Regions from separate parts of the Homo sapiens genome. Here region 1 is linked to region 2. A link is an interaction called in ENCODE POLR2A ChIA-PET data of the cell type or tissue named here. Cell type or tissue: OCI-LY7. All regions are shown on one strand. Links, peaks and the distances in the headings refer to the core of each region. The heading gives the core; the rest is flanking DNA. Region 1 holds the start of LOC101928663 (a long non-coding RNA gene). Region 2 overlaps CARMIL1 (capping protein regulator and myosin 1 linker 1).

Region 1 (9,836 bases), core at 2,633-6,632, 85 kb after region 2:
TCCTGCGTTCATGCCATTCTCCTGCCTCAGCCTCCCAAGTAGCTGGGACTACAGGCCCTGTTTGTATTTTTAGTAGACACGAAAGTAGCCAGGATGGTCTGGATCTCGGGACCTCATGATCCGCCCGCCTCGGCCTCCCAAAGTGTTGGGATTACAGGCGTGAGCCACGGCGCCCGGCCGGGTTTTTTTCTTTTTTTTTTTAATTTTAATCTTTTAAAAACCTTTAAACTGACAAATAATAATTGTACATATTCATGGGGGTATATAGTATTGTTTTGAAACATAATGTATGGTGATTAGATCAGGGTAATTAGCATATCCATCATCTGAAACAATGGTCATTTCTTGGGTTGGGAACATTCTGTATCCTCCTCCTCCTCTAGCTATTCGAAACTATGTATTACCTACAGTGGTATAGAACAATAGAACTTATTCCTCCTATCTACCTGTAATTTTGTCCTTTAACAAATCTCTCCCTATCCTGCCCCCGACCCACCCTTCCCATGACCCTCCCCAGCCTCTGGTATCCTCTGTCCTACTTTTTACTTCTATGAGCTCAACATTTTTTTTTTTTTTAGCTTCCACATATGTGTGAGAACATGTGGTGTTTAACTTTCTGTTCCTGGCTTATTTCACTTAACATAACGTCCTCCAGTTCCAGCCGTGCTCACATTGGCCTTTTTTTTATGCTCTAGAAAGTTATATTGTTTTCTGCCACAGACTTCATAATGCTGTGTTCTTTTCTACTCTTCTTTTTTACTTCCCACCTTGTTCTCCTGCACTTCAGATGCACAGAATTGTGTTAACCATAAACTTTGGGTGTTTATATGCCATCATCCTTGATCCATTCACAATACCATTCAATAATATAATAAACATCCAACCCAACAATCAGAATAAGTAACCTATATTTATCTACATGTGCCTTTCTTGTCTCATCCCATTGCATCTCCCTCAAATAATATTTTGATCCTAAATGTTAGATTTATTGTTTGCTTGCTTTTTGTTGTTTTTGCTTGCCTAACCACACACAACACCACACACACACACACACACACACACACACACACACACATCTCTATTGGTTACATGGTTTAATTTTTTTTGTTGTTGTTTGTTTGTTTGTTTTGAGACGGTGTCTCGCTCTGTCACCCAAGCTGGAGTGCAGTGGCGCTATCTTGGCTCACTGCAAGCTCCGCCTCCCGGGTTCACGCCATTCTCCTGCCTCAGCCTCCCAAGTAGCTGAGACTACAGGCACCTGCCACCACGCCTGGCTAATTTTTTGTATTTTTAGTAGAGATGGGGTTTCACTGTGTTAGCCAGGATGGTCTTGATCTCCTGACATTGTGATCTGCCCGCCCTGGCCTCCCAAAGTGCTGGGATTACAGGCGCGAGCCACCGCGCCTGGCCTTTTTTTTTTTTTTTTTTTAAATAGTCCAGAGGTCTTTTATTTTATTTCTTTAACACCTATTATGCATGAATTCATAGGGAATAGATTCCAGCAGCTCAAGCTCTTTCCCGTTGGTTCTCACACAGTGTGCTTCTCTGGGTGGAGCAGGCTGGTGCTTCAGTTGAACCCAGGTACTTTTCTCTTTGGCTTCCTTCTTTTTCTGATCATTTTCCTTCACGCATTTCAGGAAGCTACCTCGGCTCTTAGAGTGTTTAATGTGCTCAATATGCACATTAATTCTCTTGGCAAGAATCTTGCCCTTAACTTGTTTGTTTAAAACAATGCCAAAAGCATGCTGGGTAAAATTGTAGACTCTTCCAGTTTTGCCATGGTAACACCTGTGGGGCATTCCTTTTTGAACAGTACCCCTTCCCTTGATGTCTGCAATATCACCTTTCTTATAGATTAGCATATATGTGGCCAAAGGAACAACTCCATGTTTTTGTAAAGGCCTAGAGAACATATATCCAGTGCCTTTCCTTTTTGCCTTTGTATTCATCATTTTGGCAAATTACTGGAAGATGACGGTTCTGGCCAAAAGGCTGGTTTTGTTTTTGGGTCACATTTTCTTGCTTCTCTGCGTTAGAATCTTGGATTAGATGATGGACATGGTGAAGGTTGTATCATTTAGTGTCTAGACTTTGTAATCTTCCTTTAAACATAACAATATTATTTTGAGTTTTTTTCTAGCAGGCTTACTGATTCTTTCAAATGATTTGTTTGTTTGTTTGTTTTATAAAAAACTGGATCTGCTATATTGCCAAGGCTGGGCTCAACTCTTGGGCTCAAGTAGTCCTCCTGCTTCAGCCTCCTGAGTAGCTGGGACTACAGACATGCATCACCATGACCGGCTTAAAGGTTGTTGTTAATCTTTGTTAGGGTCGGTGTGGAGTACCCTATTTTAGCTTTGCTCCAAAGGTGCAGCTTTTCTGGGGCCTTTAGTGAATACATAAGTATTTAGCAAGGTGTTTCTACTCTACTTGGTCAGAAATGTAACATCCCTCAGTCCTCTGAGAGTTGTTTAGCTTCAGTTACCTGGTAACTGTTCTTAGTAGGATTCATCCATTCTATCACATATGGTTTGTATGTATTCACTTTTACTAGTTACGTTGCTAAATTCTTTCTATGATTTTTCATGTGGTGGTATTATCACTTATTTTATAGATGGAAAATATGAGGTGCAGAGAAGTGATGGAAAAAAGAGAAGATCAGGATTTCAGTTTTTTTCTGCATTTCTCATCATCCCATGAAGTCTCTTGATAACATAAGCCAAGTTTTCATATACCTTGACGTGTGTGATACTTACGTGGTGCCAAGAACAAGATGCATACTCAATAAATATTCATCACTATAGGCAAAAGCGGGCACAGATGGAAAATAAAATTATTTGAAGGTAAAGAACACTTGATTAAGAATTAGTCAGCAAAATAACATTAAATTGAGTCAGAATAAATGGGTTCTAGGCTTCACCCCATTGTGAATGAATAATATATTACTTTTAGACAGTGTTTTCCTATACTTGTTTATGTTTGCTCGTCACAAAAACCTGCTGAGCTAACCTAGGGTAAGGTCTTGGTAGGAAGACATCCCAGAGTCACAAGGCAACAAACACGTAATGAAGGCAAGTTTTAAAATCAGATCTTCTGAATATTAAAAAAAAAAATTTTTTTTAGAAGGGTCTCACTCTCACCTAGGCTGGAGTACAGTGGCACTGTCACAACTCCCTGCAGCCTCAAACTCCTGGGCTCACGTGATCCTCTCATTATCTTAATCGCTTTGAGTCTCAGTTTTCCCATCTATAAAATGGGGATATCACTTAGTTCACTAGGTTGCTCTGGTGTTTAAGGGAAATAAATACATATAAAGCATATTGAAATATTTAAAGAATTCAATAAATGTTTATTATTAGGAAACAAACATATGGTAATTTTTGAGCCAGAGTCTCATTCTGTTGCCCAGGCTGGAGTGCAGTGGCACAATCTCGGCTCACCACAACCTCCGCCTCCTGGGTTCAAGGAATTCTCCTGGGTTCAAGCGATTCTCGTGGCTCAGCCTCCCAAGTAGCTGGGACTACAGTTGCACGCCACCATGCCCAGCTAATGTATGTATTTTTAGTAGAGACGGGGTTTCACCATGTTGGTCAGGCTGGTCTTGAACTCCTGACATCAGGTGATCTGCCCACCTTGGCCTCCCGAAGTTCTAGGATTACAGGTGTGAGCCACTGCGCCCAGCAACAACAACAACAACAACAACAACAACAACAACAACAAAAATCTTAAACAAACAAAAAACCCAACAGGGTTTATGACACCAAATCCTGTCAACTATCAACCACACCATATTGTACCTCTCACCACATATTTTTACTTAAATTATGTAACATTTCTTAGCCTTGGTTTTCTCACTGAAAACAGGGGAGGCTGAACTTAACTATACATAACTCTTCTGCTTCTAAATGTGTCTGAGAGAGAGACTGAAATAAGCAAGGGAGAGTGGATGTCCTTCATGCTTAAACTTAAGATCCCAATTTTTATCCGAAATGAGCTTAAACTTTCCCTCCTGTGAATTTGCTACTCTTTTTGAAGCTAATAACAATTAAAAAATAGAGCTATCTTTAATTCAGCAAAAAATAATTATTTCTAAATCCTGAGAGATCAATGAGACTGCAAACCTAACAAATTCATTTTTAATGACAAAAACACTAATTTCGTCATAAGGAGGCAATGATAAGATTCATTTATTTTGTATAAAACATTATAATTTATCATTTTTAACAAAATGGATACCACACATTTTCCTTTCGGAATAAATGTTTTAATCACCCTTTCGATGTGATATCTTTTGATCAACAGGAATTTTTGGCATCTCTAAACCCTCTTCCAAATTATTCAGGGCTCACTTTGGTTTTTAAAATTAACATTTGATTGATTTAAGTAACAAATGCAAAAGCCCAGTTTCCCCTTACATTTAAGTTTATTTTATATATTTAAAAATTCAATTTATAAATAAGGTAATATTATAAAATTCATTTTTAAGGTGACCTTTGATTATTGCTTAGTCCGATTTGCAAACTTTGTTAAATATTTTAAGTAACTTATACATTTATTATTTTCAAATTTTTTAAGTTCTTTAGTTTTCTGACTTACAAAGAAACCTTCCTGGTTATTTAAATAAGCATAATAAACCTAATAATCTTGTATTTATGCTGAACCCTTATAAATTACATAAAATTGTCTTAAGGCTTTCAACCTAAGAGAAGTCTGGATCAATGGTGATGTTTCAAATTTTAAATTCAGGGCCATTTGGCTAATCTATTGAATAATTAATATATTCAGAATTTCTTAAACATTACATTACTTAAAGCTACCACATTAGTCACAGTTTATCCACAAACATAAACCTGAAATATTAGAACTAATTTTTTGCTTTTAAAAAAGCATTCCTGTACTAAATTCTAGCTCTTTTTAGGACTAATTCACTTTCAAGAAAAAAACAATTCAGTCTTCCCACTATCATACCAGAGATTTTGGTAAGGAGCTTAAGCTGAGGCATCTAAGACAATTTCCCTCTCAGCCATGACGGGCATGTGGAAGTTTCCAAGCCCACGCCCTCCATGTAACCAAGTAACATGTTACGTAAGTGTCAAGGCTGGATTAATTCGGCAACTCATTCTAGATTGTTTTATTATTTGATTATATTAAAATAATTTAAGATTAATTTTTTTTTTCTGAAATTCTTTTCATGTCTCCTAACTGAGACCTGGTTAGATTCCACATATCCCTCTTGTCTTATCCAGCTCTAAGTCACAGTTCCGGGGACATTTTAATGATGCCTCCAAGCACATACAGACATTGCCAGGAACCTTGCTGCTCACTAACAGATGCTCCAGTCCTTGGACATCCCACATTTGAAAAAGCAGCACTGGCTGTGAGAAAAGCATAAATAATTTAAACAAAATAGGAAGAGCTAGAATGAGAACTAGTGTGAAAAGTCAAGACAAATCGAAGTATATTACTTGAATGTAGACGTGATCTGCAGTGAGACCAGAGTCTATCACATGCACACATAGAAAATGATTATATTTGTTCAGCACATCAGCATAAACAGATAAGGTAGCTCTCAACTGAAGGAGGTCTTCCCAGGGGATCGAGCACATCCCCAGGCCCTGCCTGGCTGCCCTGTGGGCTGAGAGAACCAACATGTCAACACATCTGATATCTATTCACTGTATGACAACATGGATTATCTGGGCTAAGGGTTCTTGTAATTTAAAAAATACTATTTAAGACAAATGTGATAAGGAGCCTACAACTTGTATGGCCCCCATGGACTCATAGTAATTGTTGAGATGTTTAAGATCTGAGGCTGGCTCCTTAGTGGCACTGAACCAACATATTTCAGTGTCAATCAATTGCATAACCATCACCTTAGTGTCAATGTCCTGGATATCCGCACACTAACATGCACATATAATTACATATATTTTACATCTTAGAGTGCAGCAAAATTTATTTTTTTAAAGCTCCCTCATCATCTTTTAAAACATTTATTCTCATTAGGCTTTCTGATTCACTTTTATTAACAAGTAATAGGAAATATAAGTTTATTGTTTTATTTATTTGTTCAACAATGGGAACACAACTAGTAAATGAAAGAGCTAGTACTTGAACCCAGGTTCTTAACTATAATCTTATTGCATCTGTTGCTGCTGAGGCACACATTATTAACCATTATTAGTAGGTAAGTTTTCTGCAGAACTAAAGAGATATCCAAAGACAGCAATAGCAAATACCACCATCAGAATTGGCCCCAAAAGAATACGATCTTGGATATTTTATTTTTGCATAAATACAGTTCAAGTTTCCACAACTCAAAAGAAAAGAGGGAACCTGGAGAAGTTTCAGTGTACAACCATAAAGTTTGATTTTTTTTTAATCACATGAGGAAAGCTGAATAATACCAATTTACTTAGTTTGAGGGTGAGAAGAGCTCTCACGTACAAGAAAGCCCACATCCCTGCCTTAATCTTAAATGATATATCTGTGTGATTTTTTTTTTTTTAGACGGAGTTTTGCTCTGCTGCCTGGGCTGGGCTGCAGTGGTATGATCTCGGCCCACTGCAACCTTCACTTCCTGGGTTCAAGTGATTCTCCTGCCTCAGCCTCCCAAGTAGCTGGGACTACAGGTGCACACCACCACGCCTGGCTAATTTTTGTATTTTTAGTAGAGACAGGGTTTCACCATGTTGGCCAGGCTAGTCTCAAACTCCTGACCTCAGGTGATCTGCCCGCCTCAGCCTCCCAAAGTGCTGGGATTACAGGCGTCAGCCACTGTGCCCGGTCATGATTTCTTCTTTTTTCTTCTTCTTTCTTTCTTTCTTCTTTTTTTTGAAACAGGATCTCACTCTGATGCCCAGGCTAGAGTGCAGTGGTGCAATCTGAGCTCACTTCAGCCTTGAACTCCAGGGCTCAAATGATCCTCCCACCTCAGCCTCCTGAGTAGCTGGGACCACGGGTGTGTCCCTCCACACCCAGCTAACTTTGCTTAATTTTTGTAGCGATGAGATCTCACTATGTTGCCCAGGCTGGTCTTGAACTTCTGGCCTCAAGTGATCTTTCCATCTTGGCCTCCCGAAGTGCTGAGATTACAGGTGTGAGCCACTGCACCTGGCCTATTTGTGTGATTTCTTACTTAAAATGATAAGCCTTTCAAGAACAGCCTAGAAACTACCATAGAATTTTAGAGTTATAAGTACACCATCAGATTGCATTATTAACCAGCCAATTGTACATTAACCAGCCAATTGTCAAACATGCCTCCAAAAAGAAAGTCCTTTATTAGGTTAAATCTATGTATATTTATAATTAAAATCCTCAGTTCTCAACATACCTGCATGCAATCTCAAGGCAATAGAAAAAAACTGAAGAAATTCTAACATGGAAATGTGGTGTCCTTAGCCAAAATAACAAATAGAGAGGATGGAAATGTTTATCCTTACAACAGAGCAAGATAAAATATACTTAAGCCAAAGCGGGAGAAATGCAAGTTGTGTTTAAGGAAGACTTCACTGAAAGTTAAGTTTATTGCTCACTGGAAAAATAAATAGGAAAAGATATTTAATTTCCTTCTCTGAAGGCCTTATGTAGTATTTTAAACTTATTAAATATAATCATAGTAGGGTATATTTGGGAAATAGAAATACTTTTAAATTACCTATACTCCTATACTGCTATATTTCTAACAAAGCAACTGCCATCACTTCTGGTGTATCCTTGGCTAATCTTTCTGAATTATATTCATTGATTACATAGCTGTTGCTATAACACAACACATACCTTTGTATTTAACAATTTTCATTTGTTAGTTTGACATTTTCCAAGCATGTTTTTATATTGCAATTGATTTGATAATTGTTCTTTTTCTTTTTGAAACAGAGTCTTGCTCTGTCACACAGGCTGGAGCGTAGTGGCATGATCTCAGCTCATTGCAACCTCTGCCTCCTGGGTTCAAGCAATCCTCCTACCTCAGCCTCCTGAGTAGCTTGGACCACAGGTGAGCACAACCACGCCCACCTAATTTTTGTACTTTTAGTAGAGACAGAGTTCCATCATGTTGGCCAGGGTGGTCTCGAACTCCTGACCTCAAATGATCCACCCCCCTTGGCCTCCCAAAGTGCTGGGATTACAGGGGCCGATAATTGTTCTTGAAATTAAAATTCCATCGAGTAGATACACTGTAACTTCCTTAAACATTGCCATATTGTTGCTTCTCATTTCCTGTCAGTATAAATTGTGCTGCAATGGACATGTTCATGCACATGGCTTTTATTCCTCTTTGGACAAATTTCTTAGGATGAAATCCCAGAAGTTGGATCAGAGGCTAGGAACTTTTTTGTGGCTTCCTAAATTCTTTCCAGGAAAGTATCTTTTTCTGTTGCCGTCAGCAGTGCCTCAGAGCACCGGTCTTACTGAAGCTTCGTTGGCATTGAATATCACAGCTTTTTTTTTTTTTTTTTTTTTCAGAGTCTCGCTCTATCCCCCAGGCTGGAGTGCAGTGGCACCATCTCGGCTCACTGCAATCTCCGACTCCTGGGTTCAAGCGATTCTCATGCCTCAGCCTCCTGAGTAGCTGTGATTGCAGGTGCCTGCCACCATGTCTGGCTACTTTTTTGTATTTTTAGTAGAGATAGGGTTTTGTTATGTTGGCCAGGCTGGTCTCAAACTCCTGACCTCAGGTGATCCACCCACCTTGGCCTACCAAAGTGCTAGGATTACAGGCATGAACCACTGTGCCTGGCCAAATATCAAAGCTTTTTATAATACATGTTTGCCTTTTCAATAGGAAGTAATTGGTCCCTCACTCTAGGTTGAACTCCTGGGCTCAAGCGATCCTCCTGCCTTGGTCTCCCAAAGTGCTAGAATTTACAGGTGTGAGCCACTTTGCACCCAGCCTCTTGGCTTTTACTTACAGCTACAGGACAACATAGTAATTAGCAATGTATCTAATTTACCACTTTATCAGTTCACTGAATGAGATGTTTATTTAAAGCAATCTTTAGGACAGGTGATGACTCCCATTTGGAATGATGTTCAATCATCTCATTATTTTTTTGTAGAAATAGAAAAGATGGTCTTTCTCAACTGTTGGCTTAGAAGTCACATTTTGTAGCTTGATTTAAGCCCGTTTATGTTTTAAACTGTTTGAAACTGAAGAAGACAGAATTTGAAGGAGAAATACTCACAGGCAAGAATATTTATTAATAGAAGGAATTTGACTCTAAATATGTGCAACTATATTCAAACCTCCAAACATAATTAGCAAGCTCTATAACTTATGGAAAGTACCCCAGCCTTGAAAAATCTCAGCTGCAGTAAGATTGTGAGCATCACTTTTTAAATTAAAATATAAAAATAAAGTATTTCACTAATTATTTCTGCCAACAAACATATCACCCCTGATCAATAAGTTCAATCCAACCCACAGTTATTTAACACCTACTTAATTCATGGTACTATATGCTCTGATCTACAAAGGTAGATGAGATTTCAAAAAGTCCTGATCTTTTCCCTCAAGGCACACAGAACTTTATATCATAGATCAGTGAATCATTTTCAGTTGATAGATAGTTTGGAAACTGTCCAAGACTGTAAAATAACATGTTGCATCTGGAACACTTTGAGACTCGGGGCAATTTACTTGAAGGTGTATTTGCCGTGGATCCTGTCCAAGAGCGCATCAAAGCTTTTTGGTTGTTGTTTCGTTTTTTTAATGATGTGGTCTCATCTCTGAACAGGCCCACAGCATGGTCCTGTAGAGTAGCCTGGGCTCATGTGTTTACAAATAAAAAATCAATACCCTCCTTAAAATATTGACTTGCTGACTTTGC
Region 2 (4,000 bases), core at 1-4,000:
CTTCGGCAAGGAAATGCTACCCGTGGCCCCGAAAAGCACAATGCCAGTGAAGTACGGTGAGTTAAGGTGCAAACTTGACTGTGATGGGCTCAGGATAGAATGGGAGGGGAGATGTTAGACCTAATGCATACAGATGACTCATTCAAACGTTCTGCAGTAAAAGCAAGAAAAGAAACTGGCTAGTAGCTGGAAGAGAAATCAGAGTCAAGAGAGGATGTTTTTATTTAATAAGAAAAATAATAACTCATATGCCAGTGGGAATCAGGTAGAAAGAAGAAAATAGATGACATAGGAAAGGGAGGGAAAATTTCATACAGCAATGTCCTTGAGAAGGTACGTGTAGATGGAGATAGAACATCATGCCCAAGGAGGTGGGAGCATGGGCACAGACGCAGGCAGGTGGTGGGTGTGCTGGTGGCAGTCTCTACTGATTATTTCTGGGGTTTCTGGTGAAAAAGGAAACAACCAAGTGTAAGGAGACCATGGATGTTTGAACAGCAAGTAGAAAGTATGCAACAGTTGTCTGAGAGAGTGGTGGGAATGAAGAGACAGTGGAAACACAATGAGACTGCCAGGTAGCATCAAGGGCCCACTTAAGATCTGTGATCAGCTTAGAGTGAGACAAACAATATGGTGCTGTGGTATTCTCCAAGCACATTTGGCCTCATGGGTGCAAGCACAGAACAGGTGAAGAGAGGGAAGGATTTAACCAGAACTGTGATTTAGTCAAGCAAGAATGACCAAGCCTGAGGGGTCAAGGGTGATAAGGATCTATGCCATGGTAGAGATTACAGTGGTTGATCGTGGACTCCAAGCTGGGGAAGGGGAGAAGTGAGGACATGGGGTGAGTGTGGGTCCGTGAAGACGTGATGGATTCAATGGACTGAAAAACCTGGTGGATCAATGGACTATTGAGGTTGGAGGTACCACATGAGGCTTGCGAGAGAAGAGGAAGTGGTGATAAGAGTGGGATGTTTCAAAGTGAGTGATGGAGGCACTGAAGTCACCGGTGATGAGAGGATCAAGATATGACCGTGGGATGGAGTGAACATGGGGACTGAAATCCTGGAGAACTCACAGAAGTAGTGTTGGAGACAGGGACAGTGAACCAGAAACAAAATTTTTCAAAGAAAGAGGGGAATGACCACGTGGAAGAGCAGAGGACTAGTGACAAGGAGGCAAAGTGGGCCATGCAGAGACCTGAAAGTCAGAGGAGGTGGCGTTTCAGGAGAAGGAGGAGCAGCACTATGAAAATAGCATAGACGAGGCTACCCCAGCTCTACCCATGGTGTACGGGAAAGATGAAAAAGGGTGGCCACTTGAGACAGCTGAAGGAGGGGCAGTACTGCCAGGAGAGACCCAAGTGTCCAATAAAGCAAGGAGATGAAGGTCATGCTCCCAGACAAGGTGAGGAAGTGGGGGGTTTGCTGATGACTGATGGTGAGCACACAAACTGCACAGTGAAGGGGCTTCATGAGTTCCCTAGGGGAGGGAAGCAGGATTGGAAAAGCTGAAGTAAAGAGGCAAATGAGGATCAGGACACAGGAGTGAGAGATGACACGGGAGTCCAGGCTTCCTATGGTGACTGACATAAACGGGAATAAGACGTGTGATGAGATTGCTTCTGAGGGTCAAGTAGAGATTGGTGGAGAGGCTGGGAGTACAGAGGTTCCTTGCCAGGAGTAGCATCACAGGGATCCCACTTGACCCCTACTAAGGAAGGTGAATGGCTGAAGAAGGGAGGGAGGATGAAAAGGTACAGACTTATCCCTTGTTCATGGATCAGCAGAGGGACATTTTGTAAAACTGGCTTGTCCAAAAAAAAAAAAAAAAGCAAAAATACTGATTTTAGCTAACTCTCTGAGTAATTACGTTCAATCCTCTATGTGCAAAATAAATTTAAATCCTCTCTAATCCCTATTCTGCATTTTTTAAAATTATAATTCAAACTACCCAAAATTTCATCAACTCCAGGAGAGTGCATGAAAACACACACCGCTTTAGAGTGATGCACTGGTCACTGGATACTATAAAACATTCCACATTGAGGAAACACCCAATGAGGTGCATTCTTCTCTAAGTGCAATCTTAAAAAACATCAGAACAAGAAGAAACAATGCTTAGGCTGGAGCGCTTTAGAAGGATTCTTAGAAGGAAGCCGTGTGCTTGTTTTGTGTCTGGAAAATAAGATTAGACAGATAGTTGCATCAGATTTCCTGACAGGATTATTAGAGTGCAGTTACCACAGTAACCAGTAAACTACGTGTGCAGCTGGAGGAGGAGGAAGGTAGAAGGCATCTTTTTCAAAAACAATTAAATCCTATAATTTTAGAGCTGGAAAGGATTTCTAAAAGCCCTGTAGTTGAATCCTTTGCCTAAATACCCTAGACAGTATAAAGTATTTAAATATAGAGAAACTATAAGAAATACCCTTATAAAAATCATCCAAAGAGAAAAATAAGATGAAAATGAAACTTTTTGGTCATGAGTTGGGAGGTGCTAGAAAACTTAGTAATAATAAGTACATAAAATAAAGAAAGATTTCAAGCCTAACTAGAAAGAGGCAAGAACATACACTTAGCCCTTCCTATATGCTAAGTGTTCCCTTTTCACTAATCCTCAGAATAATGTAACACTGTTACAGATTAAGTGTCAGAGCTGGGATTTGAACCCAGGTAGGCCTATCCCAAAATCAATGCTGCCTCCTAGAGACTCCTGATGGCCCAGTCCACAAGTCCACAGGTGAGCTGCAGTAAGAAGAGAGCAGCGAGAAAGCAGGTGAGCATCCAGCCTGCCTTGGTCACCAAACAGCTCAGTGGCTTAGGGAAAGTCACTCCCATCCTCTCTGAACCCAAATTTCTTCATCTGGAAATGAGACTAAATGACCTCTTCACAAATGGAAAACCAAAGATCCAAATAAATCTCTGGCCTAGTTTCAAAGATACCAAATCACATTCTCAGAGGAAAGCTTAATGATCGAATCACCCCCTGGTGTTCCCATTCCATCTGAACCATTCTTATGCCAAAGTCTCTCCCATCTCACACCTACATTCTTCTAAATGTGGGCTGCCCACTAGCTAATGAACAGACTCACTGCAGCTTTCAACAACTAGCCATAGTAAGTTGCTAGCAACTAGCCCTGAATATTTAAAGATATCAACTTCTTTCAAACAATGCTTCCCAAACTTTTCCGCACCAAAGTGCACCTGTGCCCCCTCCTCCGCCTTTCCAGTGTTATTTCTGTTCTCCATGCTTCCTCACAGATCATCATGGACTTGGTTGAACAATCTGGATCCAAAATGTTCTCAGAACCCTGTGGAGAAATTCTGTCGGGCTAAGAGGCTTAAATTCAGTTAGAAAAACTATGTCTGTCTTATTACTTCTCCAACATATTTTTGACATTCTGAGTTTTCTGTTGTTGTTGCTGTTGTTTTGAGACAGAGTCTCGCTCTATTGCCCAGGCTGGAGCAGCGGCACAATCTCAGCTCACTGCAACCTCTGCCCTGCAGGTTCAAGTGATTCTCCTGCTTCACCCTCCCAAGTAGCTGGGACTACAGGCGTGTGCACCACGCTAATTTTTGTATTTTTAGTAGAGACTGTGTTTCACCATGTTGGCCTGGCTGGTCTTGAACTCCTGACCTCAGGTGATCCACCCGCCTCAGCCTCCCAAAGTGCTGGGATTATAGGCATGAGCCACCATGCTCAGCCGGCATTCTGAGTTTTCTATATATAAAAGATAGATAGACAACAGGAGTTAAAAGGCTATGCTCTATGACTACCCACAGCCACCATCAGTTCCACTCAGATGCAAATATATTCTTTCCTTATGACTCTGAACACTTCTTTCAACTACTTTTTTTTATTGTCTCTGGCACCTTCTGCAAGTCTCAGATCTCTCTGGAATCTGACTACCTCAACTTAAATCCCAGCGCAGTTACTTAACTAGCTATGTAAATGACAGCAAATACCTAAACGCCCAAAGCCTCCCGTTTACGCCTCT

What was found. ChIA-PET counts read pairs that join two places held together with the same protein. Peaks named below come from ENCODE experiments on the same cell type or tissue, not always from the same donor. Only the 100,000 strongest peaks of a DNase experiment are listed, where the experiment ranks them.
Region 1: POLR2A ChIA-PET joins it to region 2 with 5 read pairs; 2 of 35 experiments call an interaction of 5 or more read pairs at or near these places.

Annotation. Positions count from the first base shown.
Region 1 is chr6:25,253,355-25,263,190 of GRCh38, reverse strand. LOC101928663 (a long non-coding RNA gene) reads left to right here and starts at 1,784. Exons shown (of 3, transcript NR_110863.1): 1 at 1,784-2,067; 2 at 2,615-2,843. It also overlaps the pseudogene RPL21P68. In OCI-LY7, for the core only: no CTCF peak of the experiment used is centred there; no DNase peak of the experiment used is centred there.
Region 2 is chr6:25,341,150-25,345,149 of GRCh38, reverse strand. The region is part of intron 2 of CARMIL1 (capping protein regulator and myosin 1 linker 1); the gene reads right to left. All of the region lies in intron 2 of LOC124901281 (a long non-coding RNA gene), which reads left to right. Among named protein-coding and RNA genes, the nearest start is that of CARMIL1, 64 kb to the right of the region's middle. RefSeq lists an enhancer at 2,595-3,327. In OCI-LY7, for the core only: no CTCF peak of the experiment used is centred there; a DNase peak (open chromatin) is centred at 2,209.